Regions from separate parts of the Homo sapiens genome. Here region 2 is linked to region 1. A link is an interaction called in ENCODE POLR2A ChIA-PET data of the cell type or tissue named here. Cell type or tissue: GM12878. All regions are shown on one strand. Links, peaks and the distances in the headings refer to the core of each region. The heading gives the core; the rest is flanking DNA.

Region 1 (2,932 bases), core at 129-2,628:
GTGGCTCATGCCTGTAATCCCAGCACTTTGGGAGGCCAAGGCGGGCAGTTCCCCTGAGGTCAGGAGTTTGAGACCAGCCTGGCCAACATGGTGAAACCCTGTCTCTACTAAAAATATAAAAATTAGCTAGGCTGGTGGCATGTGCCTGTAATCCTAGCTACTTGGGAGGATCGCTGGAGCCCAGGAGGCAGGGGTTGCATTGAGCCCAGATCATGCCACTGTACTCCAGCCTGGGTGACAGAGCAAAACTCTGTCCCAGGAAAAAAAAAAAAAAGCCAACAAAGATAATTACCCAGTATTTGGTGAATCAGTGAGTAACAGTGGTTGTGGTGGTCTATTAAAAACATGGAATCATGTTTGAGAAATGAAAATTGTCAGGAGCACATCCAGCTCCATGCAGATCAAAAACAATTCAAATACGGTGGGATCTCTGAGTGCTTTTGTGCCATAGCGTTTATTGTCATGCATTTGTATGATCACCGTAGACTTTACCAATTTTTATTCGATAATAATTTGTATTCATCCATTCATTCATTTTTCAACCCTCTTATTCTGGTTTGGGGTGCTGGTGGCTGGAGCCAATCCCAGCAGCTCAAGGAGGGAGGAACCCACCTTGGATAGGAGGCCACTCCATCACAGGATACACTCATGTACACACTCACACTCAACCCAGGACAACTTAAACATGCCAGTGAACCTAATGTGCACTGTTTTGGGATATGGGAGGAAACCAGAGTCCCACAGATGTGGGGAGAATATGCAAGCCCCACACATACTTAAATGTTATAACAAAATGACATAGAAATGATGTTATTTGAGGACCTGCTGTATTTGGTTTAAGGTACAGCTTGTTTTGGGTTATTCTTTTGGGTAAAAGTTCTAACATATAGTTTCTTTAAATCTGTTACTCTGTAGATGTAATTGGTTTGATCAGTCACTGTATTAATAGCTCCAGAGCCAATCTCATAAAAAGGAAATGCATACAACAAATTGTTCCCTGGATCTTAATTTTAATCTAAAATAAAATAGTGTTAAATGGGAAGTGTTTTACCAAAAATATAGATTCAAATTGTTATTCCTTTTTATGATTTTATAGTTTTATAGAATGTTATCTTAAGTAACATTTTAATAAGATTTGATGTTAAGTACTGAAGACTGTCAAGCTTGGAACACATAGTAATTATTATTATCTCACTACCACAGACATATCCTATTTACAGACTTCTACTTAATAGTAGTAGTTTCCATCATGCCTTCTTTCAGAGATCCCACAAGCTATTGCTGCCTGTGGGGCCTATACTTTGATGATTAATAAAATAAGAATTTACATGTCATTACAGAAAAATTATATATAGACTGAAAATTAACTGTATTAACTGTCCAGAGATAATCGTTATTAACACTTGGGGACATTTTGTTTTCAATCAGTATACTTATGTGTCAATTTTGAAATAAGAAAAATGAAAAACGGAGAAAAAAAGTCAGTAATTAACTGCCAGACATAGTGACTGTTAACATTTGTTGATATATTATTGTTAATCAACATATTACTACCTTACCCCAGGTGTCAGATTTTATTTTCTCCTAAGTCCTTTTATACATCCCATAAAAGCCCATCTCAACCTGTTAGCCCATTCCTGAGAGAGGAAAGTGCTGAAGGGAGCAGAAGGAAGTGCTGAAAGAATGGCAAAGGGGAAGGTAAGTATCAGGCATGACTAGTTAGAACCCGGCATTTACTTTGGCAAAGAAACCATATGGTTTATGGTGTTTAGATTCTGTAGTGTTCAACTTGGGTCTATTATATTCTGAATTATATAGTAGACTGGGCATTTTTGGCTTGAGACTCTGTCCCCCTTCATAATATTGGTCTGTAGCAAGGAGTTCCAAACACTCAACTTCTATCAAATTTTCTTTCCTTAAAGAGTTATTAACTACCTGTATTTTTCTAGCATATATTCTTCATTGTCTAAACAGGTGGCTAAAGGCTGTTATTTAGGTTGTCTATAACACTTCTACTTAGAAAATAGCAGCTTATAAAAGCAGAACTACCATTCGACCCAACAATCCCATTACTGGGTATATATCCAGAGGAGTGTAAATCTTTCTGCCGTAAAGACATACACCCATGAATATTCATTGCAGCACTATTCACAATAGCAAAGACATGAACCGGCCTAAGTGCTCATCAGTGACAGACTGGATAAAGAAAATGTGGTACATATACACCATGCAATACTATGCAGCCATAAAAAAGAATGATATCATGTCTTTTGCGGGAACATGGATGGAGCTGGAGGTCATTATCCCTAGCAAACTAACATAGGAAAAGAAAACCAAATACCACAGGTTCTCACTTACAGGTGGGAGCAAGATGATAAGAACTTATGAACACAAAGAAGGAAACAACAGACGCTGGGGTCTACTTGAGCGGGGAGGATGGGAGGAGGCAGAGGAGCAGAAAACTGTTGGGTACTGGGCTTAATAACGGGATGATGAAGTAATACATACAACAAGCTCCCCATGACATGTGTTTACCTGTGTAACAAACCTTCACACATACCCCCAAACTTAAAACAAAAGTTAAAAATAAGGGACATAGCAGCTTAAACTTGACATATATTTAATGACTTTTGTTTGAATTCTTCAGGTAAAATATAAATAGATTTTCTTTTGTTCTTTATTGAGATTCATCCTTTAAGTTGCTTATGTTGATATTTGCTTATGTTGATATTTGCTTATTGTAGATCTAGTGGATTGGAAAATTATGGGAAGATTTTATTTATATTTGAGTAGTCACTTTTTTTTTTTTTTTTTGAGACAGTCTTGCTGTGTTGCCCAGGCTGGAGTGCAGTGGCACGATCTCGGCTCACTGCAAGCTCCACCTCCCGGGTTCACGCCATTCTCCTGCCTTAGCCTCCCGAGTAGCTGGGAC
Region 2 (2,932 bases), core at 94-2,593, 71 kb after region 1:
GTTCGGGAAGGGTTGGTAACAGATGCAAATATGGTAGAGTTACTCTCCGAAAAGAAGAGGAGTAGCTTCTGTGGGAGTGAGGCAATTAAGAATGGAAATGTACATACCAGAGAAATTTGAGGAGAGGGGATAGATGTAGAGGGCAGAGTTTGTGTCAGAGCACATGGAGATGACTTGAGTTCTTCAAGGGAGTGCATAGATTAGGAAGAGCAGGCTCCTTGATAACAAATCAACAAACAGCACTTTGGGTCCACACAAGATTGGATCATATTGTTTCTTTTGGCATTTACTCTGTAATCCTTATCAAAGACTGATTCTATGACAGAAAAAACAATGTGGTAATAATAATGTTACCTTTGAGTTCTTTCTTATAAAAGCCAGATAATAAAGAAAAGTAACTTTGTGAACTTCTTATAAAACATGTCCTTCCTATTACCTTCTAGGAATGATATCAGTATTGCGTCATACCTCTTTGAAAAGAAAAACTTAGCCTTGTATTAATAGAATAGAGAAGATTTATTAGTGACACCTCATTTATCTGGAGGTAATTAATGCAGTTCAGACTTCAGTAACCTCTGTTTGTATGGGACAGCACAAAACTTGGCAGTTTTAAAAAAAAATGAAACACCAAAAAACAAAACAAAGAGCTTGTCATCTGTGAGCAGGCTGAAAAAAACCCAAGACCCAATGAATATGTATGATCAACATGTGACCAACAAATAACAGAGACAGTGTCTCGTAGGAGAGTGTTGGCAGCAATTTGTGATCAAGGGAAGCAAGCTTGACATGACAGCAAAGAGAGTTGGACAACCAAAAGAAAAAGAAGAAAAGTAGGACATCTTTGCACACAGACAGACCTATTCCAGTCATTGCTTTTTGAGGCATCATTTTGTCACATTGAAGACATTTAGACAGTTGAGTCCAAGTTAGAGAGCATTAAGTAAACATAGGTTGGTTTATCATGTTTACCTCTGTAATGTACAGGGTCATTTGCTAAGGCAAGAGCAGGCTTGGTTGATGGGGACCAAGCACAGCTGGTTACTAAAATAAGAACCTGATAATGAGTCATAACAAAGAACTGAAAGAAAGTTGATTTTCAGTCAGATGATCTAGATTCAAATTCCACTTCTGATTTTGTGACTTGTTAAGTCACTAAAGATCTTTGGGCCTCATCTGTAAAAAGGGAATTGTATTATATGGTCACCACCAGTGCCAACAGTATGTAAGGTTTTCTATTCTGATAGATCACAGGGTAAACTGTCACACCAGCACATTTACCTTTAATCCTAAGAAAGCCCCAATAAATAATAGGATGTGTTTGTCTTACCAGTGTTGCTCCTTACCAGAGGTCATAAGTAGATCCTAATGTCACTGGTGAAATGAATAATTTTTCCACATGAAGTTTTAAAAATTGTTATACATTAGACCTGAAAAAAATTAGAAAATACATGAAAGAAACTAGACTGTGAACAAGTGTTAGCTTTAATAAAGTTTGAAAGAATAATCCATCTTACTGCTAATTATTGCCAGTTATTTTCCCAGTGAATATGGGAAAACACTGTAAAAATATTTTAGAACCCTGTAAGTTTTGAAGAGGATTAAATGGTTGGAAGATTGTTAATTTAAGGTAAATAGGAGTAAATATGAAAGAGCTTTGACTATGAGATATGAAATTTATAGATGATATATTTCATGTAGTAGGGGGTAAAAAGTACATGAAAATCTGACTTTCAGCCTATATAAATTGGGATTTACTAGAATCATTATCATGTGTGTACACACCATGTGTGACATAAGTGTTCGGTTACCATACTTTATCAATCCTAAAATGACATCAATAGTAAGACACCTTTATTTTGTGGTTTTTAGAAAGAAAATAAGCTGCAAATTCAATTATGACACAGTGCCTTAAACTAGTGTTGCTTGAGGTATGAATTGGTTTCACTAGTCCATTATCTGCCCCTAAGTATTTGGTGTATTCTTCCAGCTTTAGTTGCATTGTTTAGTACACTATAAGCAATTTCTCTGCAAGTCTGTTAACGTAACAAAATAGTTTTAGTTACTTGTAGTATCTTCCTCTCTTAGTTCCCATAAAGCATTTGGGTATAGTTATGCAAAAACTAAGAAATCGGAGTCATTCCTTCAGAGATGAATACTTCACTGATTTCAAAGGCTTTTTTTCTGTGCCTGTCTGGGCACCCAATAACATTGTTCCATACTAAATTGTAAGGTAACATTGTTTAGGCATTTTAGACATCATTTAAACTCAACACATAGTTTCTACATGTATATGACAATATTGAAATCACAAAGATATGAACAGCCTTGACCAAATTTGCACATGTGCAGGCAATAAAAACTATGTCATTACTGCCCCCTGGTTGATGACAATTTATAGGATGCCGTCCATGGTAAAAGCAAATATTCCCTAAACTGTTGATTTCAGTGACATAAATTTTTTTAAGTGTAAATCTTTTTTTGTTTGTTTGTTTAAATTGAGACAAAGTCTCGCTCTATCACCCAGGCAGGAGTGCAGTGGCACAATCTCGGCTCACTGCAACCTCAGCCACCCCAGTTCAAGCGATTCTCATACCTCAGCCTTTCAAGTAGCTGGGACTACAGGCACGTGCCACCACGCCCAGCTAATTTTTTTGGGTATTTTTTTAGTAGAGACAGGGTTTTGCCATATTGGCCAGGCTGGTCTCAAGCTCCTGACCTCAGATGATCAGCCCATCTCAGTCTCCCAAAGTGCTGGGATTACAGGCATGAGCCACCACACCCGGCAAGTGTAAATCTTAGAATGAAATAAGGTAAATCTTAATTGAGTTGCTAGTGGCCTTCGCTATAACCTGAAACTGTTGGTGAATTCAATGGTGTCTAATATTAAAGTGTTGGTTTTGTTATATCTTTTAATGACTGAAAACTACTGAAG

Evidence for each region. Peaks named below come from ENCODE experiments on the same cell type or tissue, not always from the same donor. Only the 100,000 strongest peaks of a DNase experiment are listed, where the experiment ranks them.
Region 2: POLR2A ChIA-PET joins it to region 1 with 6 read pairs; 3 of 35 experiments call an interaction of 5 or more read pairs at or near these places.

Annotation. Positions count from the first base shown.
Region 1 is chr6:118,555,308-118,558,239 of GRCh38, reverse strand. The region is part of intron 3 of CEP85L (centrosomal protein 85L); the gene reads left to right. All of the region lies in intron 1 of PLN (phospholamban), which reads right to left. Among named protein-coding and RNA genes, the nearest start is that of PLN, 8.5 kb to the right of the region's middle. In GM12878, for the core only: no CTCF peak of the experiment used is centred there; no DNase peak of the experiment used is centred there.
Region 2 is chr6:118,483,881-118,486,812 of GRCh38, reverse strand. The region is part of intron 6 of CEP85L (centrosomal protein 85L); the gene reads left to right. LOC105377971 (a long non-coding RNA gene) reads right to left here. Exons shown (of 5, transcript XR_001743824.3): 4 at 1,344-1,427; 5 at 1-316. Among named protein-coding and RNA genes, the nearest start is that of PLN, 63 kb to the left of the region's middle. In GM12878, for the core only: no CTCF peak of the experiment used is centred there; a DNase peak (open chromatin) is centred at 1,032; H3K27ac peaks cover 278 bases.